Regions from separate parts of the Homo sapiens genome. Here region 1 is linked to region 2. A link is a loop called in an ENCODE intact Hi-C map of the cell type or tissue named here. Cell type or tissue: GM12878. All regions are shown on one strand. Each heading gives the region's core, and the rest is flanking DNA. Links, peaks and the distances in the headings are about the cores only. Region 1 holds the start of LOC107985536 (a long non-coding RNA gene). Region 2 has its middle 290 kb from the start of EPIC1.

Evidence for each region. Peaks named below come from ENCODE experiments on the same cell type or tissue, not always from the same donor. Only the 100,000 strongest peaks of a DNase experiment are listed, where the experiment ranks them.
Region 1: a loop joins it to region 2, with 5 times the contacts of the local background. A loop is called at or near these places in 2 of 110 quality-filtered maps.

What each region holds. Positions count from the first base shown.
Region 1 is chr22:48,092,094-48,107,702 of GRCh38, reverse strand. It overlaps LOC107985536 (a long non-coding RNA gene), which reads right to left and starts at 8,934. Exons shown (of 2, transcript XR_001755616.2): 1 at 8,054-8,934; 2 at 7,498-7,955. RefSeq lists a silencer at 5,105-5,337 and enhancers at 8,802-9,041, 9,112-9,321, 9,342-9,451. In GM12878, for the core only: no CTCF peak of the experiment used is centred there; a DNase peak (open chromatin) is centred at 9,262; H3K4me3 peaks cover 1,181 bases; H3K27ac peaks cover 3,358 bases.
Region 2 is chr22:47,911,598-47,927,206 of GRCh38, reverse strand. No RefSeq gene overlaps it. Among named protein-coding and RNA genes, the nearest start is that of EPIC1, 290 kb to the right of the region's middle. In GM12878, for the core only: no CTCF peak of the experiment used is centred there; DNase peaks (open chromatin) are centred at 7,948 and 8,456; H3K27ac peaks cover 1,568 bases.

The DNA of each region.
Region 1 (15,609 bases), core at 4,769-12,768, 180 kb before region 2:
CTGATTAATGCACCTTGATGTGAGGCTGTTGGTTTTTAAAGCCTCACAATTAAAGCTGTTGGTGGAAATGCAGAGGGGGAGGTGGAAATAGTGTGAGTCAAAACACCACAGAGCTCCCTGTTATTACTGAGAGTCAGCCATTTTTTTTCTGAAAAAAACACAAAGATGCTTCTTGGGTTGCTTTGGGGCTTTGTTTCATGTGTAGAGTTCTGAAAACAAAGTTGATTTTGGCAGATTTTTCCAGTGTTCTCATTGCTTTTATGGAGGTGTAGGTTTTTGGAGGTCCTAACCCCACTGACACAGAAGCGCTCCTCTGCAGATCTAATTACGTCTCTTGGTCTCTCCCAGAATTTGCCTGGATCTTCTTCATGAGAATGCCTCATGATGGTCATGTGGAGGTCCTCACTTTGGTGGACTGAGGCAAAAGCCAGATGCAGGATCTGTAAGAGCAGAGAATTGGGAGTAGACTTATTTGAAAGGGATCTGGACATCTGAGAATTGGGTGAGGGAGCCTCATCCTGGGCTAGCGTGTGGGGAACCATGGACAGCCTCAGGTGGGCTCTTGCCTGGGAACACCCAGAAAGACCTGCCTATGGCTGGCCTGGACCTGGGGCAGAAGAAATGGCAAGGGACGCCTGCCGCTTTGAAGGCAGCATCTGAGAGGAGCCTCTTCAGGTGCAGAACGAAACTCTGTGGACACTGATATAGGATGCATATTTGTCCCCACCCAAGTCTCATGTTGAAATGTATTTCCCAGTGTTGCGGGGGGGGGCAGTGGCAGGTATTGGACCATGGGGGGATCCCTCCAGAATGGCTTGGGCCATCCACCCCCTTAGTGATGAGTGAGCTCTGAGTTTGCACGAAATCTGGTCATGTAAAAGTGCATGGCATCCCCCTAACTCTCTCTCCTGCTTCCTCCATGTGACATGCCTGCTCCCCCTTTGCCTTCCACCATGATTGGAAACTTCCTGAAGCTTCTCTAGAAGCTGAGCAGATGCCAGCACCATGCCTCCTGTACAGCCTGCAGAACTGTGAGCCATGGAAACCTCTTTTCTTATAAATTACCCAGGCTCAGGTATTTCTTTACAGCAATGCCAGGATGGCCTGACACACACACTGTGCACTGAGGACAGGCCGGATGCCTAGAGCCAGAAGTGGCATGAGCTGCTGTAGGAGAGCTGGCCTCTGTAGCTGGCATGTCAGAGCCGAGGCAGAGTGGCCAGAGCCCGCGAAGGACCAGACCTGGGGGCTGTGCTGAGAGTTTGGGGGGAATCTATGAGGCATGTGCACCCTCTATTGAGGACCTGACAGGGCAGATTCTCGGCTGCACAGGATTCCCTGTTAACCGCAGTGAGAAACACCAACCAAGCCAGCTTGAAAAGCAAACACATGAAGAGAAGGAGAACAGGACATCAGAAACCTGGAGAACGCGGGCTTTGAACGTCAGGGGCAGGTACTGTGCTTTGAAAGCAGAATGCGTCCCGTCCATTGTGAATCTCCTGAAGTAGGGCAGACTCCACATGGGCGAAAGGTGTTAGCCATGGAAGAGACATTGCAGGCACCATTCATTCAGTTTTCTCTCAGCTATTCTTGTAATCAAGGGTTACATCAATTTATTTCATAATCTTTCCAGAGCGCCTGCTCTGGGTTCTAGGCACTGGAGATTCAGCTATGAAGAAAAGAGAAATATTCCTTATCCTAGTGAAACTGTAGGGAGAGAGAGACCAAACAAACAACAGAAATAGGTAAACAGTATGATGATGAGCTTTCCTGAAAAAGAGAGAAAAGGGATGAGCAAGTGCAGTGCTACTTTGCGGGGTGACAGGGAGGCTCCCAGAGACTCAGGGGCTGAAAGCAGGGAGAGCAGAGGGATGTGGGTGTGTGTGTGCCCTGGACCCCCAGCGCTGGGTACAGTCTGATGAAAGGAGGGAGGGAGAAAGGAAGGGTAAACGGGGGGATGGAGGAACACATGAGCAAGGCAGCAAATTATTTTTTGTCTCTATGAAAAAAAAAAAAAAAAAAAAAAAAAACCCTGCTTCTGGCCCCCAGGACCTAACATTTCCGAGAGCTCACGTTGCAAACACAAGAGCTCTTTGGAGACAGAGGCTATGTCGCCCTCTCCTGTGTCACCACCCAAGGCTTGGTGCTTGCCTGTGGGTCTTCCCAGCTCTTCTCAGGATGCAAATCCCATGGTGGCGCGTCCCTGTTTAAAGCCCTCTGGTCCCGCTGGAGCAACGCCCAGCCCTTTGCCTGCCAGGGCCTCATCCATCTGTCCCGGCCTCTCTCCCTGCTGCACCTGCCCCAAGAACCTCACACCCAGCCCACCTGCCCCATCTTTCCTCTCCCCCCGCCCCTAGGCTGCCCCCCTTCTGAGGTCTTCTCCACTGTCCCCCTGTCCTGGGGCTCTGCTGCCCCTCCCTGGGATTTTACACCATTTTTTCATCATACGGAATTATTTTTGTTTCTTTCCTTGCTTTTTGTTTCTCCTAACTCACTCTGATGTCAGCGAGAGCAGGGCCTTTTCTCTCCAGATTCCTACCAAATTGCCCCCACCTAGCATCTCGCCTCCCGCAGGCTGGCTGCAAATCAATATTTCTTGAATAAATGAATGCATTTCGCCTGTGGATGTTTCTTCTGTCCTAAGCAGACCCATTTCCCTCCAAGCGGGGAATCAGCAAACGTACGTACAGGGCAAGTGAGCACCTATTTTCGGGTTTGTGAACCATGCAGTGTCGGCCTCAACTCCCCGATTCAGCTGCGGCAGTGTGGGGGTAGCCGTGGGTGACACGTCAGTGCAGAGCGTGGCTGCGTTCCAGTGGGACTTTATTTATAGACACTGAAATTTGAATTTCATATCATTGCCATGTATCATGAAGTGGTATGTTTAAATTTTTTCCTATTTAAAAATGTTTTTTAAAACGTCTTAGCTCACAGACCCTGCAAAAGCAGGCAGCAGGGCCACATTTGGCCACACAAGCCATCTGTATCGACCCCTGCCCTGCGAGATGCATTTGAGAATGGAAAGATTTGGTCAGTCCATACGCTCATGTTTATTGAGTGTCTACGAAGGGCTCCACGCTGGACGTGGGGAGGGTGAGACAGAGAATGAGTACGACATGGAGCCTCCGCCCAGGCGTCCTGGGCACCTGCACATAGGGTGTGCAGCCTGCAGCAAGGGGCATCTGGACGCCAGATGAGCCAAGTGCAGCCAAGGAGAAGTAGCCCTGGCTCTGCTGGCGGCATCAGGGATGCTGCTTGGAAGGGTTTGAAGAGCTCCAAGCCAACACAGCGATAGATAGAGGATGTCAGCGGGCAGAGGGTAACCAGGACCCACAACAGCGTGGTGCCCGTGAAGACGGCAGGCCACTGTGGTTTTCAGAAGGGTGCAGCCCAGGAATACACGTTCCTCGGGACCCTGAGACTTCTGGTAGACTCCCCACCCAGGCAACAGGGGAGTTGTGTGGAGTCCCCACTCTGTTACCATGGGCCCCATGGAGAACCCTGGAAGAGAGGCTGTAGCTGTCAGGGAGTGGCAGAGCTGTGGAGCATATTGATTAATGGATCAATGTCAAGTTGGAGGGAAGTCTCCAGTGGCACCTGTCCACTCCCCATCCTGGTCCGTTTCTATCAATGACTTGGATGAGCTGTAACAGACCTGCTTGTCAAATGTGCAGATCAAAGCTCACAGGGGAGGCTAATGTGGTGGAGGAAATTGTCCAGACAGAAAAGACCTCTTGACAGGCCGAAACAATGGACTGAAGTGAACAAGATGGAATTGAGTAGGGTTAAAAGTGAAGCCCTGCTTGTTCCCTGGATTAAAACAAAAACCAACCGCAGGTAAACAAAACGGTTTGTGATTCATGCCGTGTACACCTGCGGGTGTTGCTGGCCCCAGCCCTGAGCCCAGATCATCAGACGGGCTGCCCCGCACGCGAGGGACCCCAGCCCCCTACAGAGGGGCCAGCCTGGGAAAGGGCAAAGTGCACCCACTGCAGGATTGCAGGATTGCAACCGCGTCCGGGGTTACACTCCCTTTCAGTGGATGCTGACCACGAGGAACACATCCAGAGCAGAGTAACCAGTGCCAAGTGTGTGTTGGAAACGTGCAGGTCAGACGGAGGGCGACAGGCTGTTGGAAGCTCAGAGCAGTCCTCCACCCTCTCAGCGCCTCTGCTGGGAAAGAGGCTTCTAATGACTCTGGAAGAAGAACACTCCCATGTGGATGAAGATCTTTCTCCTGTCCTGCAGAAAAACATCCTCACGAGCTCGAACAGGCTGGATGTGTACTGGGGACACAGGTCCACTGGGTGGAGAGACAGCGAGGCAGATTTTTGGCTGAATGGAAGGACAGCTTTTCTGACAAGAGCAGTTAGCTGTGGCATGAGCTGCCTCCTGGGGAGCGAGCCCTGTTGCTGGCAATGATGGGCAGAGGCTAAGCCATCTGTTGCGTCTCCAGAGGACCCCTTCCCCCAATGCAGACGGAGCCTCCCGTCCAAACCTTCATTTTACAGATGGAAAGGCTGAGGCTGGAAGAGCCGGAGCATGCCCAGAATGGCCCATGTTAGCTCTCCAGGGTCTGTGGAATTCCACTTTCAGAGCTCTTCTCTTGAGGCCAAGACGAGAACTACGTGAGACACGTGGAAATGGAGGAAGTGTGTGTGTTGGGACCTGGAGAGGCCGGGGGGAATGGAGCACCTCACCCTCTCTGAGTCAGGATCCAAACGAGAAGTAGAAAGTGAAAGACCAGAGTCACAACATCTGCACTGTGCCCTGAGCCATGCAGTACTCAGGTTGGATGGAGGACCTTGCTACAGCTTCATCCCAAATAAATGCAGCATCTGGAAAATGGCAGGGTGGGGGCTCCTTCCAGGGGCAGAATGAGCTCCACTAGGCCAGGCACAGAGGGTCGGGGCCAAGGTCCACTGTGGCCCTGGGAGGCCAGACAGGGAGAGCCCAGCAGCTCGGAGCCACCTGGGCGCCATGGAGTGTGTTCACTGAATCCACGCCTCTTCCCTGGGAGAAGTGGGTGGGCAGAGGGGAGGGTGGAGGATTCCTTCCAATACCCCTGGAAGGTGAAGGTTCAGGTTCCTGTGTGACACTGGGAGGCTGATATGATTTGGCTGTGTCCCCACCCAAATCTCACAGGAGCCTGATATGGTTTGACCATGTCCCCACCCAAATCTCACCTCGAGTTGTAGCTCCCACAATTCCCACTTGCCATGGGAGGAACCCGGTGGGAGGAGATTGAATTATGGGGGTGGGTCTTTCCTGTGCTGTTCTCATTATAGTGAATGAGTCTCAGGAGACTGAATTTTAAAAATGGGAGTTTCCCTGAACAATCTCTTTGCCTATTACCATCCACGTAAGATGTGACTTGCTCTTCCTTGCCTTCCACCATGAATGTGAGTGGAAGTGGAACTGTAAGTCCATTAAACCTCCCAGCCATGTGGAACTGTAAGTCCATTAAACCTCTTTCTTTTGTAAATTGCTTAGTCTCAGGTATGTCTTTATCAGCAGCGTGAAAACAGACTAATACAGAGGTGGATGAAAGTCTTCCTCCTGCCCTGCGGATTCCTGTCCACACAAGCTCATACAGGCTGGATGTGTACCAGGGACACAGGCCCCTCAGCATCAATCCCTAAGCCTTCAGGCCTGATCTCCCACCCTGGAACAGGACCCGGTCCAGAGGTGCGTGAGGGCAGAGCCCTGGGCAGGACGGCCCAGCTGACCTGTGGGGCTGCTCCAGGTTCCTGTGTGGCCCCGGAGCCCATCAGTGGGCACCAGTGTCCTTCAACCCAGCATAGAGTGAGTTGCCAGCTATGAGCCTCATGCGGACCAGGTCAGCTCCTCCCTATGGCTGAAGGATGGCCGGCCTTTGTCTGGGCATCCCAGGAACTCACTTCAGGGACCCCACCTTGGTGCAGCCCTGACTTGCTGGATCGAGCCGCAGCATAGACTTTGAGATTTATTTAAGGTGAGATGGTCTCATTCCATGAAGGACAAAAGCCCACTAAGGGTGTTGGTGGGGAGGGGTCCAGAGGACAGTTCTAGCCTGACCTTGGAGAACTGAGTATTCTTTCAGTTGACCTGGGTTCTATTTGACACCCTCAAATGTCCAAGGCTCATTCATTCGTCTTTTCATTAAACATATTCAAAAAATGGCAGACCATTTCCTAAACAAAGATGTATTTAAAAACCTAAAACACAGGCTGGGCTGAAGGAGTTCCCAGCGTATTTTGGAGAGAGATGGTTGGAGGATGTTTGCAGAGAGTGGTGCAGGCACAGCCTTGGTCCTCAGATTCATGGCTCCAGAGAGAAGGGGCCTCCTTCCATTCTCCTGAGGAGCAAAGGGCACTGGAGAGACTTCTAGGGACCTGTGCACTCTTCCCCCGGAAGGCAGAGTGTCTTGCCTGTCAAGAATGTCCCCTCCCTTCCCTCAGCTCTTCCCTCCCCTCTCCTTTCTTCCCCTCCACTCCCTCCCCTTCCTCCCCTTCTCCGCCCACATCCCTTTCCCACAGGTGTGGTTTCTGCCTCAAGGATCCCCTGAGTGATGGTTTCCTCTCTCCTGTCTGAGGACCAATAGTGAGAAAGTGAAAGAAAAATTAAAACCCTTGAATTGAGCTGGAAGAAGAGGAGATATTCCTAAGGAGAACACTTGCCATTTTATGGACCAGATTAGACCCAATGAAGAGGAAAATGAGACAGAACCACCCGCACTGTGTTCAGGAGTCCAGGCTGTCGGAGGCGCGTGTGGGGTGGCTGGAGAGGGCAGCGAGGCCAGGCCAGAGGAGACGGACGGCTCTACCAGGACATGGCGGCTGAGGTGACCCCCTGCAGGGGCAAGCCCACTGGAGGGGGCCCTTAGGTGATGTGAGGAGCTGCAGCACCGGTTACCAAGAAGGAGCGTGGTTTTGAGATCTGAATGAAACACCTTCACCATCACCGATGACCTTCCCGCCTCTTTCTCAGGGTGGAGGAGCAGGGAGTCCCTACCCAGACAGAGCACAGCTGGGAGAAAGGTGGGGCAGGAGTCCCAGGGAGATCCAGGGAGGGGCAACGCTCTGGGCAGAAAAGCACAGAGACAGTGACAGCAGGAGCCCAGGGAACATGGGGACCTCCAGGGGGACCCCTCCCTCATGCAGGGGAAAATGAACAGAGCTTGGGAACAGAGCACTGGGGTCCCGGAGCCTTGGACTCCCAAACTCTCACCTGCAGGACAGAACCAGAATGAGCATGTTAGGAAACCCAGTGGCTGGACAGGGAGGGGGACAGGGAAGGAGGGAGGAGGAGGAAAGTAAGAGGAGGAGCAGAAGGGAGGGGAAAAGTGGGAGAAGGATGAGGAAGAGAAAAAAGAGGATGAGAAGAAGGAAGAAGAGAAGGAGGAGGAGGGAGAGGTAAAGGGGGAGGAGGAAAATAAGAGGAGGAGGAGGCGGCAGACAGAGGAGGCTCTGGGGTCCAGCACTCAGTTTCCTGACTTATAGTAAAGACAGATTGGAGTCACCCAAAGAAGTAGATTAATATTTTCAAGCCCATAACTGGGTCAGCTCCAGGGAGGAAGGTGACAAGGAAGGGACAGTGATGTGTGGGGCATATTGCCCTGGTGGAGGGAAGGTTTGGCCATCAATGAAGGGCTTTCATTACCCCAGGCCTGGAGGATCCCAGATCTTCAGAGGCCCAGCTCTGCACAGAGCAGCTCCTTCCCAAAGAGGCCACCCTGGGCCTCTGAGCAGCTGGATGGATCTGCCTCCTCCTGGGTTCAACTGGCCGAGCCCTGGGGAAGGCTCACAGCTGCAGCAGTGTCAGTGCTGGACACAGGACAGATGACCAACAAGACACCGCAGAGCCGTGACCTTCTGGGAGGAAGCAGCCCCAGCAAGGGTGGCTGCTGCGGAAGGAAGCCTGAGCCCCCGGGAGCCCCTCGGGCTTCCAGAGCGGAGTCGGCAGCTGAGCTGAAACTTGCAAGAGAAAGAGGATTTCAATTTAGATTTTCATTTTTCTCTGGAAACGTGATAATTGGAAGGGCTCTCACTGCTCCAAGGAAGGCATGATTCACCTTGTTGTCACCAGAGCTCATCCAGTGGTACCCCAGACCCACAGGGCAGCATGGCAGGGCAGGCTGCTTGGGGAGCAGGTGGGCCGTGTATTCCCCATCTGACTGCAGCAAGGCCTCGAAGCTCGGCTCTGAGGTGCTCCTGTAAGGCTTCCAGATGCAGAGCCAGGCTGGCAGGTGCGGACTCCAGCAGACACGCAGCCTCCTGTGAGCACAGCCTGCCCGCAGGTCATTTGGGGGCCCAGCCAGGGGCCATCCTGGTGGTCTCTGCTCTCTGCATTGCTGCAGTCCTGGCTTGCGGCTGCATGGGGAGTGGGGTCAGCCTGGCCCTTCATGGGTGCCAGCTCTTCAGTTCTGGGAGAGGGCAGGTGGCCTCAGGACTACGGCTTTCACCAACACAAGTGACCAGAGCATGGTACTTCAAAGGCACTGGGGTTTGTTTAGTGTTTAAGCCCATTCCAGTGCTTTCTGCCCGCTGTCCTCTGATCACACCTGGGGGGTGCTGTTATTGGGCTCCCCAGCCCTCTGAGGATATTGGCAGTAAGGGCTGGGGAGGTTGGGGAGGTTGAGCAGTGGGGAACAGGAAGGCACCCTGGACGAGGTGCCCGGCAACGGCAGGGAGACATGGAGGCTCTGGGGAGGGCCCCGGTGGGGTGGGAGTTGAAGCTTGGCGTCTCGAGCTGACACCCTAATTTCAAATCCGTGCCGCACTTCTCGTGAGCTTTGGGGAAAGTTTCTTGCCCTTTCTGCACCTCATATTTCCCATTTGTTAAAGTGAGGATCATGACAGCACATACCTCATAAAGCGGCTCTGAGGATTGAGTGAGTTAATATGTGCAAAGCGCTTTCAGCATTTCCTGGCGGAGAATGTGCAATGGAAGTGTGAGCTATTCCTCAAGTTGTTCACGTTTTAAGCAAATTAGATAAAGACAAACTACTCTCTTCCTTGATTACCCAAACCAGCAGACAGTGTTTACCTCAGCATGGAGTTTTTTTCAGGTTTGTTTTTTAATTATAAAAGAAGTAACATTTGATAAAACATGCAAACAATGCAGAAATTCACACTTTATATACATTCCCGGAAGTAATTATTGTTAACACGTAGGTATGTGGCTTTTCTTCTGTTCACATATTAACACATACACTTTAAAAAAAATAAAGTGGCATCAAAACGAAACCATCATATCAGTTGGCTTTCGTTTCCTGCAGAAACCAGATGTGTCTGTGGGTCACTGCAAATAGATGCACCTGCTCCCCTTTCCTGCTCACACAATACCACTTCCTCATTCAGCCATTTTCATCATCCATATTTCTTTTTTCATTTTTTTCTGTTAAAAACAGCATCACTGGGAACATGCTTATGCAGTAACTTCTGAGCACTTTGTGTCTATAAAACAGACTTTTCAAAATGAAGCATCTTACAATGTTTATAGGTGATGTGTGCTGTCAAATTCCTCTTTATAACCATTTTCCAGTTAATGATCTCACCCCAAAAATGAAAGAGTGCCCAATTCCCCCACACCCCTTTTAATATGATCAGTGTTTCACTTCTTTATTCTTGTGATAGATGAAAATCACGTTTTCTTCTTTAGTTCACATGGATGCGTTAACTTTGAGGTTGAATTAGGGAGTTCTGTTTTGCTTTTTCCCAATTGACTTAAAAGACAATGAAAGATGTAGCAGACACGTGCATTTGAGATGTAAGCATGAACATGATCAAGGTGGGGCAGAGGGGCCATGCCTGGTGGCCCCTACTGGAAGCGCTTCTCTGGGAACCTGACCACAGGAAGGCCCTGCCCTCCCCACCTGGCGGGCCGCACACACACACAATTGTGTGTGGGGTGATTTGTGGTCCTGTCAATTTTAAAGGGTGAGGCACCCCCTAAAACCTTTTTTGTTAAGGCGTTCACTAAACAAACAGGGAAGCAGGCCACACTGGAGCCCATGGGAGCCAGCTCCTCCACACAGAGGCTGTCAGGATTTGAACTCAGGGTGCCTGGAAGCCATGAGTCTCCGGTGCCTTCTCCTGTGTGCTCCAAATAGTGCTTTGCCATCTTGCTCATGTGTGACCTCTCCCAGGGGCCCCTCCTGACCTTCCCAGAGTGCAAGCGCCACCCCCAGCCTTTGCAGCTGTTGGCGAATGTCACCTGCACCTTTCAGCACTCTCAGCCCCACCTATACCCCAGCATACCGGCCGCTCACCTTCACTCCCCCAGCACCAACGCCAGCACTGCGACAGGGAAGGGGCCTTAGGATGGAAATGGCAGCCCTGTTTGGTCTGATTTTGAAAGAATCCCAGGGCCAGAGAGGGCTGTTGGGGGTAAAGGGAGTTCCTTTCCCCGAGGCAATGGGGATGCGTCAGGAAGACGCCCATGTCTCTGTTACCCCAGCCTAAGGCATGCCTGCCCTGGGGCCCTCATTGCAAGGGGACCCCACAGACAGTGAGACTAGAAAGAAGCAAGCAGATTCTTCCTGGTACATCCAGGCAGCAGGAGTGGCAGGGTGGTCAACTGGCGTGAAGCTGGCAGCAAGGAGGGGCTGCCAGGTGGCTGCAGGCATGGAGGGGCAGGGGTGGTATTCGCTCTGGCTGAGTTGCAGCCTGATGGGCAGGTGGGGGGCTCAGCAGATGCCTCAGGCAGGACCCAGAGCCTGTTCTGCAGCTCCAGATGGCAGGGGGCAGGGAGGAGGGGCTCCTGCAGGCCGGGCTGCAGCCAGGTCAGCAGGGGTGAGAGCCCTTTGGCCAGATAACCCTCACAGCATCCTCTGCTTCCACATACTCCTGGGATGTGGGGCTACAGGTTTCTCCAATCCTTCCAGGCATGGGAGGAGAGAACTGGAGCTCTCATCCCGTTTCCTGAACAAATAAAAGCAAATGAAATATCACAGTCAAGCAGCAAGCTGGTCCTAGACAGACACCCTGGAGTCGCGGATGGACCTGGGAGACACTGGCTGAGGAGGAGACACTGGCTGCGCGGATGGACCTGGGAGACACTGGCTGAGGAGGAGACACTGGCTGAGGGCTGCTGCGTTATTCTCCTGCCCAGGGGGATAGTCTTGGGCCTGAGTTTGCCCTTGGTGAAGTCTCCTGTCCTGCACCAAATTCCAAGCACGCTGGCTGCTCACTGCAGGACAGAGTCCAGATCCTCCTCACTAGGCTGATCCACAGAGTGGGCTCTTTGCCCTGGTCAGGACAGGCTTTGGGCTGGGAAAAGGATTCTGTCCAGTCCAGACCCCAGAAGCCCCTTCTGAGTCCGGCAAATGAGGCAGGGCCTGATATGCCAGAGGAGATGCTTAGCTATACCTCCCAATCCCACCTGTACCTACACATCTCACCTGAATCTCCCCTTCCCACATGGACCTGTCCATCCCACCTGCACCTCCCCACCCCGCCTGCACCTCCCCACCCTGCCTGCACCTCCCCACCCCGCCTGCACCTCCCCACCGCACCTGCAACTCCCCAACCCACCTGCACCTCCCCATCCCGCCTGCACCTCCCCAACCCTCCTGTACCTCCCCATCCCGCCTGCATCTCCCCATCCCGCCTGCACCTCCCCATCCCGCCTGCATCTCCCCATCCCGCCTGCACCTCCCCATCCCACCTGCATCTCCCCATCCCACCTGCATCTCCCCAACCCACCTGAATCCCCTCCTCCCATCTGTACCTCTCCATCCCACCTGTATCTCCCTGTCCCACCTGCACCTCGCCATCCCACCCGTATCTCCCCATTCCTACCTCCAAGTGCAGCTGCCCCTCTGCATCACATTAATGCGGCTGCTAATTGCTCTAGGTGGGAGACTTGCAATAGCCCTGAGCCTGTCTTCATTGCAGGAGGCTGAGGAAAATCACCCTCACCCAATCTTAAATTTCCACCTGGCAGAGTCTGGGTGTGCTTGTCTTTCTGTTGAATAGGAAATGTTTGCTTTCATGGGAAAAATAAAATGTCCCTTTTGACTGCAGCCTGCGGGTTCTATCCTGCTTGTGCAAGAGCTGAATTCAGATATCTTAGCCATTTTCTCATAAAAGAGCCTTTTCCTAAATCACTACAGTAATGCTGTGTAGACTTACATAAAACATCCACACCTCCCCAGCCCTCAGCATGTTCCAGTAGCAAATATGTGAGTTGCGCTTTGCAGGTGAAACCATTCTGTTTCCACCCTCATCCTTTCATCTTCTCCGGGTCTCTCCTCTCCCAGGGTCCATACCCCAGCTTGGATATTGCACAGATATGCAGAGCAGAACAGGCTCTTCAGCAGAAACCAGAAAATGCCCGCTAGTCGTGGAGATATCTTTCTAATTAACCATAGAAATGAGGTCTGTGTCTTCATTCTCATTATGATCATTATACTGTTTCCAGAGGAAAAGTCAGCTCTGCATGGCTACAGGATCTTAGAGCGATGTCTCGGTGTCTGGGGCTCTTTGAGTCTCCCTAAGCTTCAGATGAACCTGGTAGGTGATCCCACAGAAAGATGGGAGACCAATTGCATGTGATACTGGCTCTCCTGCCAAACATGCCTCCGCCCATTTGTTTAACCATTGGCTCATCCACTCTCCAAACACTGCTGAAGGCCACTATATGTTTGTCCTTATCAGATGCCAGCTGTTTCAGCATACTTTTTCATATTAAAGTTACATTACACCCTAGGAGAAGGTCATGATTTTGTATGATCACCAAGGGCTGTGGTGTCTCAGGTTGGATTCCTGACTTTGTCATTTGCTACAAAAATGACATCATGCAACTTATTTATTTATTTATTTATTTATTTATTTATTTATTTGAGACAGAGTCTTACTCTGTCACCTGGGCTGGAGTGCAGTGGTGCGATCTCGGCTCACTACAAGCTCCACCTCCTGGGTTCATGCCATTCTCCTGCCTCAGCCTCCCAAGTAGCTGGGACTACATGCGCCCACCATGAAGCCCAGCTAATTTTTGTTGTAGTTTTTCAGTAGAGATGGGGTTTCACCATGTTAGCCAGGATGGTCTCGATCTCCTGACCTCGTGATCCACCCACCTCAGCCTCCCAAAGTGCTGGGATTACAGGCATGAGCCACCGCGCCGGCCGTCATGCAACTGATTAAGTTCACTTGACCATGTCCACATGTTCTTAATTGCCTCAAGACTTTCTTTTTATATTTGATTTGTTTGAATCAAGAGCAACTGGCACAAGTATTCGGTGGTTTTGTCTCCAGTTTCATTTAATCTCTGATAGCCCCTCCTCTCTTTTTTGGGGGTGGGGGGAAGGGAGCTTATTAAACTTGTTGTTGATGTATCATTTGACCTTAGAATATCTCAGTTTGGCTGATCAGTTTATTTTTGTGCTATTCGAAATGTTTCTACAATCCACCAACTTCTAATAAATGGGTGTTTGCTGTCAAGACCCAGCAAGCTTCAGGTTCAATGTTTTGGGAATGAGCACTTCCCTTTTTTTCTCTCAAGAGGCACATGAGTCCAGTTGTGCCGTGGTAGCTATGTCGACTGGGATGAGAGGGTGGGTGCTGTCAGCCTGGACTGTGGTCCATCATAATCTCCTCCGATAACTCCTCTCCCGGTGCAGGGGACGGGTGGCATTGATGACGGCATTCTGGATCCGGCAGCTCACTGGTGGTCACCAAATGGTAATCTTGAAATTTTATAACTCTTTCTGAATTTATAAGCTGGTATATTTCTATAACAATCTTTTCCATCAATGATTCATTTAGTAATATATTTAGTAATCAATTTATTTAGTAATTCTGAAACATGCATCTTATAGGAAAGCAAGGTAAATTTTGATTTTTTTCCTCCCTTTGTTCTTGAAGTTTTCAGAGGAATGTCAGTGGTTACCTTGGCCACCCCCGGTGATGAGTTTGATTTTTGAGTGTCCTCACGAAGTTATGAATGACTTTCAATCAACACCCATTAGATTCCTTATGATGCTCAAATGGTCTCCTTTCGCTCCATGTCCTGTTGACACAACCACAATGACTTCTGGTAGCTTCTTCAGTTTCTGGGGTAGCAAGTTCCTCAGGCTTGCCATGCATAGTTCCTGCCTGAGAACTGGACTTAGCCACTTTCCTGAAAAGCCTTGATTCTTTTTTGTTTGTTTACGTTTTTGAGATGGAATCTCCCTCTGCCACCCAGGCTGGAGTGCAGTGGCGCAATATTGGCTCACTGCAACCTCTGCCTTCCAGGTTCAAGCGATTCTCCTGCCTCAGCCTCCTGAGTAGCTGGGATTACAGGTGCCTGCCACCACACCTGGCTAATTTTTGTATTTTTAGTAGAGACAGGGTTTCACTTTGTTGGTCAGGCTGGTCTCGAACTCCTGACCTATTGATCTGCCTGCCTCGGCCTCCCAAAGTCCTTGGATTACAGGTGCGAGCCACTGCATCAGGCCAAAGCCTTGATGCTTTTTTGTGGAAAATCATGCTTAGAGAACATAATCCAGGTTCCTAAGTGCTCATTGCTGTGGACTATTAAAGTTTCTGGGCGTTTGTGTTGGACTGAGCTAGGAACTAGATAATAAATTTTTTAAGAGAGAAACAAATCATTAATTTATGCTGATGTTTCCAATTCTGACTGAGGACTGCTGGGTTTTTCCCGAACTCCTCGATGTTACATTTGCATCTGTTTTCTATCATGTTGGAAATCTTGGCTTCAACAACATCAATGTAAATAATATTTGTTTTATTATACAAATATATATAAGCTAATTTCAAAATAACAATATTGATTCTAACAATAAAACATCTGAAAGCGGTCTTTTTGTGTCTCTTGGGAGACACAGTTGAGATTCAGAATTTAAAGTCAATTATAACAATTATTTTTTTTCTTTGTGTGCTTGCCACCAACTCGAAATACAATTTATTTCAGCTTGTTTTCAAATTTCTGTGGTCTTCTTTTCTTTTTGATTCAAGCTTTAAGGATTATTTTTAAATGTAGATGGTTTCAAAAGCAAACTATAAAACAAGGTGTATTCAGAGAGGTTTCTCTCTTCTTCCTTCTGTATCTTCCCTCCCCCAGTGGCAACCATTATAATTCATTTTTGATTTATTGTTTCATGTGTTTCTCCATTTTTCCATTTAAACAAAAAGAGAAATATTTTTAGAGCACTGTTCTGTTCATTGTTTCTTTTCTTTCTTTCTTTTTTCTTTTTTTTTTTTTTCGAGACGAAGTCTCACTCTGACCTCCAGGCTGGAGTACAGTAGTGTGATCTCAGCTCACTATTACCTCTGCCTCCTGGCTTCACACAGTTCTTCTGCCTCAGCCTCCCGAGTAGCTGGAATTACAGGTGCACACCACCACGCCTGGCTAATTTCTGTTATTATTAGTAGAGACAGGGTTATACCACATTGGCCAGGCTGGTCTGGAACTCCTGACCTCGTGATCCGCCTGCCTCGACATCCCAAAGTGCTGGGATTACAGGCGTGAGCCACTGCGCCTGGCCGCCTCCATAATATTAAACAAAACCTTCAACCCCTCAGTCTGAAGGGGTCACATTTGGGTTCATTTTCTGGTACAGCAGTTCCTCAAGAACGGCAGGCAAGCATTTGCCTCGAATCTCCCGACAAAGTTCAGCACAGA
Region 2 (15,609 bases), core at 4,266-12,265:
TGTTCCTATGGATGACATGGCTATTGTAAAACCTAAGATCGGTGTTTAAGGTATTTTTCAGACCTTAAACATTCAGGTAGATCAGCTGGTACCACCCAGACCGGTAAGCCGGCTCCTCTCGTCTTGTGGCCCCCATCCAGGAACTGACTCAGCACAGGAGGACAGCTTCAACACCCTCTAATTTTATCTCCAACCAAACCAATCAATATTCCCCCTTTCTTAGTCTTCTGCCCACCAAACTATCTTAAAAAAGAAAACCCTATCTTCCAAATTTTCAGGGAGGCTGATTTGAGTAATAATACAACCCTGGTGTCCCGGTTAGCTGGCTCTATGTGTATTACACTCTTTCTTTACCAGGCATGGTGGCTCACTCCTGTTATCCCAGCACTTTGGGAGGCTGAGGTGGGAGGATTGCTTGAGCTCAGGAAATTGAGACCAGCCTGGGCAACATAGCGAGGCCCCATCAGTACAAAAAGTTTTAAAAATTAGCCAGGCATGATGGCAGGCACCCATGGTCTCAGCTACTTGGGAGGCTGAGGTAGAAGGATCACTTGAGCCCAAGAGGTTGCAGCTGCAGTGAGCTGTGATTGAATCACTGTGCTCCAGCCTGGATGACAAAAAGAGACCCTGTCTCAAAATAATAATAATAAATAAACTCTTTTTCAATTGTGATATGGTTTGGCCGTATCCACCCAAATCTCATCTTGAACTGTAGCTCCCATAATTACCATGTGTCATGGGAGGGACCCCGTGGGAGGTAATTCAATCACGGGGGCAGGTCTTTCCCATGCTGTTCTCATGATAGTGAATAAGTCTCACGAGATCTGATACTCTTATAAAGAGGAGTTCCCCTGCACAAGTTTTCTTGCCTGCCTCCATTTAAGATCTGCCTTTGTTCCTCCTTTGCCTTCTGCCATGATTATGAGGCCTCCCCAGCCATAGGGAACTGTAAGTCAATTAAACCGCTTTCCTTTATAAATTACCCAGTCTCAGAAATGTGGGTATGTCTTTATTAGCAGTGAGGACAGACTAATACAGATTGCAATTCCCTTCTCCTGACAAATCAGCTCTACCTGGGCAGTGGGTGAGATGAATGCATTTGGGTGGCTACTAACGGACCCTTTGACTTCAAATCACGTGGTCAGGAACATCAGGAACAGACTTGGCGGCACAGCCTCTGACAGATGCTGTCCTGCTCTTCACAGACACTCATCTGAGTGCCTGCCCAGCTAAGTGGCCACCAGATCCTGTCCATCCTAACCTCCTTCATGTCCTGTCAGTCATTCCCAAATCCCCATCCCCTCTGAGGCCTCATCCTCTCGTTTGGTCTCCTGTTTCTAACTAGACCAGTGAAGGTGCTTCCTATGCACCATCCTCTCCAAGGCTGGCCTTCCCAGGCCTTGCAGCAGGACTTGGTTGTGTCATCCCCAGGAAAAATCATAGAGCACTTAGGACTCTGGGCCTGGATCAAACCTGGACTCTATCACTTCTTGGCCCTGTGACTTTGAATGCATCATCAAACCCCTTTGTGCTCTAGTTTCCTCACTTATGGAGTGAGGATAATAATTGCATTTACCTCCTAGGGCTGTGGTGGGAATCAAATTGATTAAAAATGCCAAATGCTGAACAGAGCCTGGCCTGTGGTGAGCACCGAGGAACTGTTCACTCCTGTTGTTGACACACAAATATCAGCTTGGCCCTGGCTGCAGGCTAGAGAGGATTAGCTGCCAAAGTTCCATATACTCCCAGGATGAATGGAGAGCTCCTTCAGTGCCCCAGATGACCTGGGTCAGGTCTTCATGCTCCAGCCACACGGAACTACTTGCTCTTCCCAGAAGGACCAGTCTCCTCCCCCATCCTGGATGGCAGCATGCTGACCTTAGGTGTGATCTCTTCTCAGCCTGCATCCAGGCCAGCAAGTGTCCTCTGAATACCGCCCTGTGCAGTCACTGTGGGAGTTGCTGGCCCCTGAGGGATATGACCAGCCTCCTCTGTAAGGACCTCAGTTGGTAACAGGAGGAAGATGATCCATGGGACACAGTGAGGTGGTGTGGAAGGTCATGTGGTCCTGGGAAGAGCCAGGAGTTGTAGAATCAAGATTCTCCTCTCTGAACAGGGACCAGTGAAGGCCACCAGAGCTGGGGACCTGGGCTAAGCTGGGGGCCAGTGAAGTCTGGCCAGGTTACAGGAAAAGGCACACAGTCCAGCATGCATGCAGGTGAGAGGACAGAGCAGCCTTGCATCTCCGAGGTGTGGATGCCGAGGGCCAGAGAGCACATGCTCAGGTCAGATGATGACTCAGTGGCCAAACTGGCAAACCACAGACATTTTGCCCCTACTTTAAAAAATGAGTTTGTTTCAAGGACCTTAAACTGGCAGGTGAATAACAGTCAAATGTTAATTGGTCTTAGTAATTAAGAAAAGTTAGTTGCCATTTATTGGGTTCTTACAGTGTGTCCAGAAGCCATGTGTATATGTGCGGCTCTGTGTATGTGTGTGTCTCTTGAAATACATGCAGTTGGCATGAGTAGGTGGCTCTCAGATTACTCCAGGGATAACCCCCTCCAGGAACTCAGCCCTTGTGTAAGCTCCACCCCTGAGTACAGACTGCACCTATTGACTTCTTTCTAATAAACAGAATGTGGCCAAAACTGCTGGAATGTCACTTCTGAAATGAGGCTACCAAAGGACAGTGACTTCTGTCTCACTCTCTCCCTCCCTTGTTCACTCAGAGGGGAGCGAGCTGCCAGGTTGTGAGCCTGTGAAGGGACTCATGGGGCCAGGAACAGGCAGAGACATCTGGCTGCAGCGACAGAGGAGTGACACCCTCAGACTGCCAGCCCATAGATGACTGAATCCTGCTCACAGCCATGTCGATCCTTCCACAGCCCAACCTTCAGATGAGACTCAGCCCAGCCCAACATCTTGAAAGTGAATGAACTTAAGGCAGCAGTACACAGCAAAGCCACACTCAGATTCCTGAACCACAGACCCTGTGAGGTGACAAATGCTTGTTTTTGCAGCCAATGCATCCAGTGATAATTTACTATACAGAAATCCTTAATATATAGCTCTTCTGAGGATGGATGTATTTGGAACTTGCCCAAGGTCTTTTGACAGAAAGCTGTGGCAAACAAAACCCATATTAGTCTGATGCCACCCTTTGATGAGAAGGCACAAAAGAAAAGAAGTCACTTCCTATATATTTGGGCAAAGAGCTGCGGATGGCTGTTTTTGTAGGATCCCCCCATGAAGATGCTGATGGGAACCCCATAGACTCAGGCCCTATTCCTGGCCCAGCCTGGGAATCTAGGTGCTGAGTATGTTGTGCGGTGTGTGTGCTTGGGGGTGTGGGGGAAGAGCATCAGGCTGTGGCAGGACTGAGATTTTGTGTAGTCCAGGACGGCCGAGCAGAGGAGAGAGGAGCTCATGTGGAACAGACAGACAGCGGTATCAGCAGCAGGAAAGGAATCAAAGCTTCAGGGGCAGGACAGTTTGCAAGGAGAATTTTCCTTCGGGGCCCTCCTATAGGTTTGCAGTGGTATCACTTTCAAGGGTCTTCACAGTGGGTGGGAGTCCCAGTCTGAATCCGCCAATGCCCCATCCTGTAAACAGCTGACAATTGACTATTTCTGCCCACAATCGCACAACTATCTTTTTTTCCTTTTTCTAAGAATGAGGTATAAATTTCCTCTGTGTTCCAGCAAAAGGAAACAGACAAGAATATCAAACAGGACAGCGATGACAAGGCATTGAAAAAGAGTAACAGGGGATTTAGGCCCCCAGTGGAGGCGCCGATCCCAGCGGTTTCAGTTCCAAATCTGAAGCAAGAGGGTAATCCCTGGCCTAGGCAGAGGCAGCCCCACCCTTGACGTCCGCTGCTCTGGAAGAGTCACTTCATGAAGATGTTACTCAGTGACGCCAGTGCTCCCCTGACCCGCGACCCTTGACTCCAGACCTTGTCTCAGGACTTGTACCTCTGGCACTTGGCCCTCGGCCCTCTCATCCCTGCTGTGTGGTTTCCCTTGAGAGGGCAAGAGCCCCTGCATGTGGCCAAATAAACCATGGGAGCTTCTCAGGAGCAGCCCTCCCCACCAGGGCACCATTTCCCGGAGCACACTCCCAAAAGTTTGTAGGACAGCAAAGGACATGTGACCAGAGCCCAGAGAGCTGTGCCAGTCCCGGCTCTTGTTAACCACCCCTGAAAATAGGGGAAGGTGACTGATCAGAGTCCATAGGATGGAGATGATGGCCCTGGCCCCAGTCCATCTGCATGGAGCACCCCAGGGGTTGGGGACAGCACCTGTAATCAAACACAACTGATATAGCAGTTCTACATGAAACATATGAATATTCTTGGGAATCTGATCCATCAAAGACTAAAGAACTGCAGGTAGCTCAGGTCAGATTTGGTTACCAAAGAGGCCAGGTCACGTCAGGTGGGGTCTTATCATTGAATGAGTTCGAAAAATGCTTCTAGTTTTCACAGCTTTTTGGAGGTGGGTATTGCAATGAGGAAGTTGAACCTGGACCACCTGCCCACTGCCTATGGGCAAACGGAGGCTAGGAGAGTTCAAGTGACTCGCCCCAGTCCTGCAGCTTATAGATGGCGGAGTTGGCATTATGGCCAGGGTCTGCTTTACCCCCAAGTCTTGTCCCAGCTCTGCCACTCAGCCACATTGACCCTGGAAGTCTCCCGTAAATAGTAGCATCTTGCACAGTGACCTGGCATGACACTGAAGCCATAATGGGCAAGTCACTGCCTTCTCTGCTTTCCTGAAAAAGGTGGGCCATATCACATTTCCTGAATCCTAAGACGTGTGTTTCTGAAGTCAGATGTCTCAGAATGCATGTGTCCATTTACCAAGAGAGACTTGTATTTCTATGCCCTACTTCCCCACCCCCAGGAAGCTCTTATTAAAATGCTGGCATCTTATTTCATGGCACAGTAGAGCAGCAGCTGGTGTCTTAGAATGTGGAAATCACCTCCTCAGCCAGGTGCTGGGAGATTGGATGGGTAGACTCCCTATAAAGCACCTGAGACCACTGGGGTGAGGCAGGTGGAGGCCTGCGGCACTGACCGTCCTGGGGAACCAGGCTCCAGGAAGAGGAAAGTCATGGGTATAAACAGCTCTACAGGGAGGCAGAGGGCCTGAGCCAGGATGGTGGGATGGTTAAGGTGACGGGGGGATTGTGGAGTGGAAGGGAGGTGGGGTTGATTAGGAAAGGCTAGCATTTCCAGGTCCCCTGGGTCTGAGAGGCTCTCTGAGTGGATGCCAGAACCCTGGCTGGAGGGAGATAGGGCACGCTTGTCAGTCCTGGATTCCACACTTTCTGAGATACTGCGTGGGCGTTCTGTGCACACTCGGTGCTGAGCTGAGCCCATCATGGGACTGTGCTGGAAACCAGTCTGAGCCTTGATGGACCAGCTGGGAGCTCAAGGCTTTACACCCACTGGAAGCCTGGTTTTTCTTAGAAAACTGCAGTTTTCTACATGTGACCTCGAGACTGGATGGGCACAGAGAACTACGCTACAAGGTTTGCTGCCTTGCCCAGGAGAACAGGCCCCGGGCTGGAGGGCAGAGGCCCCAGGTGCAATCTGTCTCAGCTCTGGGCTCACCTCTGTGCAGCGTTCTACAGCCCAGCACCCTTCTTTCAGGTGCAACCATGTCTCCTTTACCCAGGGATGCTCCCTGCTCTCAGAACCTCTCAGGGTCCCAGTGAGAAACCCACGAGTGAAGGAGCCTCCGTGTGCCCTGCTTTGGGAAACACCCTCGTCTGGTCCTTCAGGGACTCCAGCACAGTTACTTGTCTGCCCCTGGCTGGGTACCAGGTTACCTCTGGGAAACTCCCGCACAGGGCCCACCAGGCCTGGGTTTGTCCCTGGATGGACAGGCTCGATTTCCTCTAGGCCCGAAATTCGCTTCTGCTGCGGTAGGAAGAGTGCCCAGGTGGGGCCGGGCAGCTTGGCGTCAGGGTCCTGGCGTGCCCTCAGCTACATGCACTGTGGGGGTGACTGTTCCACACTTCAGATCATCACATCCTAAATGTACACAGTGGCATCTGAAAGAAAGGCCCCTTGGCTGTGGGTGATGGTCCCTACCTGACTTAGTGACTCCAATTCCAGCCTCTGCCTGGAGACATCACCCCTTCTGATTTATGGGCATTTGGCCATATCTGCTCACAATCATTGTCTTCCTTTTATAGGAGATTTTTAGTTTTATTGGCAGATTTAAATTCAGGTGGACATTTATAGACCCATACAATATAACACTTAATTAAATGATGTCACATGAAAGGACTCATGCTAAGGACGGCCTCTGAGCTGGGCATGGTGAGGCTCGGCTGTTGCAAATCCCCACAAAGTCCAGCCACAGAACAGCAATCCAGGCTCAGGCAGACATGGTCAAGGCTGGCCCTACATCAGGATCTGGAGCTTGGAGCCTCCAGCAGAGGCTGGGAAAGGAAGGGGTGAGCAGGGGCCATGCAGGAAGGGGTGAGAAGGAGTCCAGGTCACCACGGGAAAGGCAGAAGTGAGGAGGATGATGGCCATAACCGCAATGAAGGCAGTGACTTCACCACACAGTAGGCATGCTTAGAGTGGGGGGCCCTGGAGTGTCGACGGGTGGTTAGTGTGCACTGCATGCTGGGCCTTGAGTCCTGCTTTCCAGGACTGACGTGTAATCCTCTTGCCAACCCTACACAGCACAGACGATGATGAGTATTTTGAATTTATAGATGAGGAAACTGAGGTTCAAACAGATTAAGTAATCAGAGTCCAGGTCTGTCTGATCCACAGGCCTGTGCCTTCCACACGGCGCTATCCTGCCTCACGGTGGGAGGGCGTATTCAGTAGGGGCTCAGCATATTCAGGATAAGGGACTCACAGACAAGGATATCAAAGAATGACTGACAGGTGAAATCCAGGCTGGGTCAATTCAGAGAAGGCTCTGGAGGAAGGCTAAGGGGGTGCGACTTAATTCACACTGGTGATGGGGAGCCAGTAAAGGATTCTCAGCCAAATGGAGCAGGTTGGAAACTTCTTAGGGTGATTGGCAGAGGGATTGGAGCCCTTTAGGTGCATGGTCACGTAGGAGAGCCCCATGTTCGGGCAGGTTTGCAACTTCAGCAAGCTTTATTGTATGGGTACATTGTGTGCCCAGGTGGGAATAAGCACACTTCGAACAGAATTCTTGAGCGGGGGTGGGTGATGCTTATCTGGTTGTGCCATTTGGAGCTCTATCTTCTTGTTCCAGGGATCACAGAACAACCATTCAGGTGGATGATGCACGGAGGAATATTTAACTTAGAACATGATGGTGAGTTCAAAACCATTGTTGACAACAGCCTGAATCTGCTCCACCTCTGAGCATGCCACATCCATCAGTGCAGGTCTAGGTACAGACAGCCAAATGTGGACAATGGCCCACAGGTTGATGTCCGGTGCTTTGAGCAAAAGGCAAGGTGAAGACTCTGTGATTGCAGAAACAGGAAGATAGGGCCTTGGGGCTGCTGGGACCTCGATTTCCTCTCTTCATTTTCCTGGGAGGTCTGTGCTGCTCTGGGCACATGCTGCCAGTTCAGACACCACATTCTCAATCCTTACACATGTGCTTGTTCAAGGTTCTTTCAATAAGCAGTCTCTATCGATCCATTTTTGCAAGGTTTGCTCCCTCCTATGTGCTGTAAAATGCTGCTGCCTGTGGTGCTGAGTAACTTGGGGATGGCCACACTGGCTTGCCAGGCTCCTCAGCCCCCACCCCAGGGAACTGGGAGCTGCATCATGAAAGGGTCAAATGCAGAGAGACTGCCCAGCGCCCACGGTGGCCCAGCAGGCTGGGCATGCGTGATCTCCGGGCATACAGCTCGGGCCCCTTGTTGAATAAGCTCTACCTGTAGGAGCCAACAGCCAGCCGTTAGTGCTGCCGTGGAGCCTAATTGAGAATTACCAGGTGGCTGAGGCCCAGACAGGGCTTTGTGCTGGGGTACTCAAGCAGAAATGTTGCTCAGCCCGTGGTGATCCTATTAGGAAGCGGAGAAGTTAATGAATAGTGTGTTCTTTCTTGCTTTCCCTGTCTGCCTTCAGCACGTTGTGTTTATCTACTTATGTATGGAAATCCAGGCCTTCTTAGTAGGCAGAGCAGAGAAGCAGCTTCTTGTCTCACCGAGGAACTGCACAAATCATTCCATTCAGGCAGAAGGCTTGATTGGGCTCTTTGAGTCTAAATAAGATGTCCTTAACCCTTCCTCCACCCAGACCCTTGTTGTTTGAGATGGGCTCTTTTAGGCTGCAAGAAACAAAGAAATGCTCAAAGAACAAAGAAATTCCCAGAGAGAGATTTTTATTATAAGCTACAAGAGACACAAGAGGAGGAAGAACAGCTGCAGAGCCGGCTCCGGAAGCAGGAGCTCGCGAAGGGCACCCAAGGTCGCCAAGGCTCTGGCTGAGCTACCGTGCCGTGTCCTGCGGAGGTGCAGAGGCTGTGGTTTCCCGTGTGAGTTTCACGTGTGTGACTTTCTCTCATGGCCTCCTCTCTAGCACTCAAGTGCAATCAATCAGACAGGGGGTCTGATGGCTCCCGCCAGTCACCATCTGTGGGGCCAGGCTTCCTCAGGGGGCACTGTGGGTGTGGAGGGAGTCTGGAGCCATGCGACTTCCTGGAATAATCTAGGACATCTGTCAGAACATGGAACTGCTGTTATTTGACAGAAGCAGCAGCCACCACTGTCTGAGCATTGATGGTGCACCAACCACTGGGCTCAGTGTCTGTTGCAGTTATCGAATGTTGCATGATGGATCACCCCAGCACTTAGGGGCCTTTATCGTGTACACAGATTCTATGAGCCATACATTTGGGAAGAGTTTGCTGGGTAGTCCTCGCTTGGGGTCTCTCCTGTCTGCAGTCAGATGTTGGCCAGGCTGTAGTCATCAAAGTTTGATTGAGATGAAGGGTCTACTTCCAAGGCCTCATCCACATGAGTGGCATTTGTTGCCAGCTGTTGGCTGGGGGCCTGGATCCCTCTCTGCACAGAACTGTCCATGGGGCTGCCTGAGGGTCTTCCTGGTGCGCTGGTTCCTTTCTCTCAGAACTAGCAATCCAAGACATACCGGGTGCAAGCTAAAATGACTTGCATGAATTAGGCATTTTCTTTGTATCCCCTGTCCTGATACCAGTGCCTGGCATGTAATGGCACTTCCTTCCTAACTGAAGGAAGAAGAGAAGGAAGGGAGAAAGGAGAGGGAGGGAGGAAAGAGAGGGAGGAGGGAGAGGGAGGTAGGGAGGAAGGAGAAGGAGGAAGGAGAGGGAGGAGAGACAAGGAGGAAGGAGAGGGAAGAAGGAGAGGGAGGAGGGAGAGGCAGTAAAGAGAGGGAGGAGGGGAGGAAGGACAGGGAGGAAGGAGAGAGAAGAGGGAGAGGGACTTAGGGAGGAAGGAGAGGGACTAGGGAGGAAGGAGAGGGAGGGAGGCAGTAAAGGGAGGAAGGAGAGGGAGGGAAGAAGGAAAAATTGTCAAAGTTTGATTGATTTTTCTAAATTAAAGAGTCGCAATACTAAGCTTTTAACCATGCATCAGGACAGATTACAGAGGGCCCTGGGATTGGGCCCATTGCTTTTGGGAAGCAGTGCCTGTTCATGGTTCTGTGCAGGGTGAGTGCCACTGAGTTACACTAATAATCTAAGCCTACCCAGTGGGTTTCTGCTAATGATAAACATCTGAGAACTCACTCAATTTTTCTCCTTCCTCGTTTGCTGACCCTTACGTCAAGGTGTGTGTGAGTGGCCCTGCACCTGAGGATTTCTTTCTTCTGTTATTTTCAATACCAGCTAATTGCATCCTCTCTAAGGCTGCCCCTCCGGCCCAATCCTGCCCCCAGACTGTGACCTCAGCAGGAGCCTTTATACCCTCCCTCCTAACTGCTAAACACTTGGGATTTCCAAGGGCTTGACATAGAATTGGAAGATGTCTAATTAAACTGATTCTTCAGTGTTTGTGAATAAAACAAATGTCCAAGAAGCCATAGAGCATCAGACGCCAAGGACAGGGAAGGGTCCCAAAATCTGGGACACCAGCTGCTCCCCATTTATGATGTGGGTGCTCAGGCTGTGGGGGGGCGGACAGAGGACTGGGAGGAGGAGGAGGTGACCTTGGAAGTTGTTTTTACTAGAGAATCTATAAAATCTGTATGTAAGGAAGCTTCTTTGTTTATGAGCTCATTTTTGTCCCAGGCAATAACTTGTCCTATGTCATGGCGTGATGGTTAGTTCTGAGTGTCAACTTCATTGGATGGAAGGATACAAAGTATTGATCCTGGGTGTGTCTGTGAGGGTGTTGCCAAAGGAGATTAACATTTGAGTCACTGGGCTGGGAAAGGCAGATCCACCCTTAATCTGGGTAGGCATCATCTAATCAGCTGCCAGCATGGCTAGAATATAAACAGGCAGAAATATGTGAAAAGAGAGACTGGCCTAGCCTCCCAGCCTACATCTTTCTCCTGTGCTGGATGCTTCCTGCCCTCGAACATCGGACTCCAAGTTCTTCAGTTTTGGGACTGGGACTGGCTCTCCTTGCTCCTCAGCCTGCAGACAGCCTATTGTAGGACCTTGTGATCATGTGAGTTAATACTTAATAAACTCCCCTTTATATATCTATCTATATATATATAAAATTATTTCTGTATATATACAGAATATATGGAATATGTATATTTCCTTATTTCAGTGAATATATATACAGAATATATGAAATATATATATCCCATCGTATATATATATATCCCATCATATATATATATATATCCCATCATATATATATATATCCCATCATATATATATATCCCATCATATATATATATATATATATATCCCATCATATATATATATCCCATCATATATATATATATATATATCCCATCATATATATATATATATATATATATATATATATATATAGTTCTGTCCCTCTAGAGAATCCTGACTAATACACGTGGTTTACCCCATGTGTTCTGAACATTCCAGAGATCCTGTTTGCTGAATTACCTTTTTCTCATATATCCCTTGTCCTTATACAAATGCCTGTCATGTAATGCCACTCAGAAAGTACCTATGCAAAGGAAGAAAGAGAAGAAGGAAGGAAGGAAGGAAAGAAGGAGGGAAGAAAGGAAGGAAGGAAGATATATACGTATACACACACACATACATATATTCCTGTGATACGGTTATATCGGAATATATGTATCATTCCTATACTATATATATGCACATATCATAGAACCCCCAGAACCCCAAGCATACCACCTACAGGAGGTGGGGAAGGAATTATAACAATTCCAAAATGGGAAATTATGAGAGAAAGCAACATTTACACGACTGTTGTGGCTGGCACATGGGGGCACTGTTGAGAAAATAGCCCAGTTACCAGCATTCTGTTTATAAAGGCCTCAGGAAGGGTTTCTCCTGAGCCACAGCATGGGAAAACTCACACTTGTTCCTGAAGATTTTAAAAAGTTATTATTCTGATGGACACTGAATCACACACTTTTCTTTCTGCTTTGGCTGCCAGGCAGCTCCCAGCCACAGCTGCACCCTGCATGAGCCACCATCTGAGAGTTTGGATGCATGTATCTGAGAGGCGGTTCTAGTATGACCCTGTCCTTACTTCCTCCATCCCTCAATAGCACCGGGTCTTCACAATATTCTCTGGTATTTTGTGCAAAGGGGGCAGAGTTCAGGGGACAGGCATCGGTTGCTATTATCCAAAGCCCAAGTGACCTTGGAGCCTTGGTTAACCTCTCCGAGCCTCCGTTTTCTAATCTGAGAATTAGGGAAGATGAGATCACCCACCTCACCTGGTTGTTAGAGGATGAGATGAGTTACTACATGTAAAGTGCTTAGTGCAGGGTCGTCACATATGGTCTGCTTGATCAACATGGGCCATTGGCATTGCGCATAAGCTCATCGCACATCAGCTGAGAGACCACTTTCCCTCATCGCCCTGACACCCGTTCACCTACGCTGGGCCCTCACCCTGGCCTTGACTCTGAGCATCTTTCTTTCTCTCACAAGGTGTCCCCACCCCAGAAGCACGATGGCTTTGCCCTATGTGAGCATAGTCCGCCCCGCGTGCTGCTGTTCAGTCTCTCTCCTGTACCCATCGGAACGCAGCCTGACCTACGAGGCTCTGCTCAAGTACAGTCTCCTGCATGCAGTTTTTCCCCTTCCTTTCTCCTCTCTCTCTGCACTGTGACCCCTCATTCTTGGGGATCCCCTAGCTATGCACGTTTGTCCATGACTCTCCTTCTAATAAAAATGCTGACAGATGTGGAAAGTTAACTTTCCACACCTAAACAACAAAAGAACCAGAGGCTACTCCCTTTGTAACTCGCCCACCCCCCGCCCCCAACACACACACACTTTTTCTGTGTGGCCGATGGAAAATTGAAAGTATCTCTGATTGGTTGTTTTCCGCAACCAATCAGACGTTTGCATAGGGGTGTAACTTTGTAAGTTCACTTTAGTCTCTGATTGGTTGCTTTCCACCAACCAATCAGACTGATTGTGGGGCCACTATTTCCTTTTCATAGGGTGTACACCAAGTAACCAATGGGAAACCTCTAGAGGCTATTTCAACCCCAGAAAATTCTGTAAAGGGACCCTTGAGCCTTTTTACTCTGGTCGCTCCCACCCTGTGAAGTGTACGTTCGTTTTCAATAGAGTGTACCCTCATTTCCAATAAATCTCTGCCTTTATTGCTTAAAAAAATACCGATAGAAACTGATATGGATATTCCATGTTATGATTACGGTTCTCATATTGTCTCACTAACTCATTCATTCATTCATCCAGTGAAATGCCTGCCTTGCACCAAGCACAAGTCCCTGCTGAAAACAGGACAGCTTGTTCCTTTGCTAAGGCGCTTGTGTTCTAGAGAGGGAAGACAGGAGTAAACAAAAGCCAGAGAGGAACTACGGCAAGTCAAATGGAACTACCAGCTAATGCTGACTGCCGCGTGGAGAATTAAACTAGAACACTGCCTAGGGTGACGAGGGCGCTGAGGTCAGGAAGCCTCCCTGAGATGGTGAGGTTTGAGTTGAGACTTGGAAGAAGGGAGGCCTGCTTGTTTGAACATCTGGGGGTAAATAATCTGAAGTGGCAGGAACAGCCAAGGCAGGGGCCCCAGGGCAAGAGGAACAGGGAGGGGCAGGGAGGCTTTGCCTGGCCCGGTGGGCACGCAGGACAGTGTTAGGTGGCACAAAAAAGGGCAGAAGACACCAAAAAAAAAAAAAAAAAAAAAAAAAAAAAGAGGGAATTAGGCTGTCCATTCCTCAGCCAAAACAATAAAACCTCCCACGTGCAGGTGAACATTCCATGAACCTGTTCCTATTCCTTCACCACCGCCTCTTTCGAGATACCACCATCCTGAATTTGATGCTCATTTGATTCCATGTGCTTCCTCTTGCCTTTATCATGTCTGCATGCATTCCTGTGCACTGTGCTTTATTTCTCTATTTATAAAGCTGTCTACGTGAAATTAAAATGTGTGACTCTTCCTGCAACCAGCTTATTTTCCCAGCATTAGGTTAGTGAGAATTATATATGTTGTTACCCAAAATCCTAGGTCATTTGTTTTCTCTGTACAGCATTTTATTGCATGAATATACTACAATTTATTTATCCATTTTCCTCTTGATGGTTTTCTGCTGTTTCTGATGCTCTCTTATATCAACCTAATTTGAACTGCAATGGCCAACCCTGTATAGGTTCCTTATCACTTATCTAAAGGTTAAATAGATAGCTATGAGTGAAATTGCTGGGTTGTGGGACATATTTATGTTAAATTGACCAGTTATTGATAAATGTAGCTCCAAAGTAGTTGTACAAATTTATACTCCTACCATACACACCTGTTCCTCTTCACATCTTTCCCAGCCCTTCAGAGTGTGTACCCTTAAATTTTCCTGACAGGTGTACAGTGTCATGCACTGAGATAATAACATCTATTTCTCTAGTAATGAGTTTGGATATTTTTCACATGTTTATTCAAAGTTATGGTTTATTTTTCTCCGAAATCCTTTTCCATATCCTCTGACCATTTTTTCTTCTACTGTATTTTCTTTCTCGTTGATCTGTAGTCTGGATTCTAAACCTTTGTCAGTTATGCTCATTGCAAATGTCTTCTCCAGGGTATAGTCTGTGTTTCTACTTTGGTTATAGTGTCTTTTTTTTAATTATTTTTTGAGATGGAGTCTTGTTCTGTTGCTCAGGCTGGAGTGCAGTGGTGTGATCTCGGCTCACTGCAACCAGGTTCAAGTCATTCTCCTGCCTCAGCCTCCTGAGTAGCTGGGATAACAGGCGCGTGCCACCATGCCCAGCTAATTGTTTTGTATTTTTAGTAGAGCCGGGGTTTCACCGTGTTGGCCAGGATGGCCTGGATCTCTTGACCTCATGATCCACCTGCCTCAGTCTCCCAAAGTGCTGAAATTATAGGCGTGAGCCACCGCGCCCGGTCCTATAGTGTCTTTTTAAATACAAACATTTTTATTTTAATGTCACTGAGTTTGTTTATATTATCCTTCATAATTTGTGCAGTTTAAGACTAAGGTGGCTGGGCGCAATGGCTCACGCCTGTAATCCCAGCACTTTGGGAGGCCGAGGTGGGCGGATCACAAGGTCAGGAGATCGAGACCATCCTGGCTAACACAGGGAAACCCTGTCTCTACTAAAAATACAAAAAATTAGCTGGGCTTGGTGGCGGGTGCCTGTAGTCCCAGCACTCAGGAGGCTGAGGCAGGAGAATGGTGTGAACCCAGGAGGCGGAGCTTGCAGTGAGCTGAGATCGCGCCACTGCACTCCAGCCTGGGCGACAGAGCGAGACTCCGTCTCAAAAAACAAAACAAAAAAAAGACTAAGGTAAAAATGCGTTATTCACCATAATGTCATACATATTTTCTTTAAATGTGTGAAGCTCTGTCTCTGTCACTTACCAAGTTTCTAATTAAGTGAGATGTACTTCTGGGGGTTGGAGAGAGGGAGGCTGCCTCTTTCTCTGTCCCAAGAGTCTATGAGTTAATCCATGTGGCCAGGACCACGTGGTCTTGCTCAGGTCACCTTTATAATAAATCATTATATCTGATGCAGCAAAACTCTCTTGGATGTTCTGAACCCTTTGCTCTTCTATATAAAGTTAAAATTGATTAAGTAATTTCTAGATTTTTAACTTTATGTGGAATAGCAAAGAGTTCAGAACATTCAGAAATTACTTAATGGGTACAATGTACATTATTTGAGTGATGAGGGATACACTAAAAACTCATACTCTAATGCTAGGCAATAGACCCATGTAACAAAATTGCACTTGTACTTCTTACATTTACACATGTAACAAAATTGCACTTGTACCTCTTAAATTTACACAAATAAATTAAATTAAAACTAACGTTAAAATCAACTTGACATATTCTATGCAGAGCCTTGACAGAATTTTGGTCAAGCTTCCTTTGACTTTGTAGGTTAGTCTGGGAAAAGAGACATATTTATAATATTGCAACTGTCTATCTACACACAGGTTTATCACTTCACTTTCTTAGCTCTTTTTAATGGCCTTAATAAATTT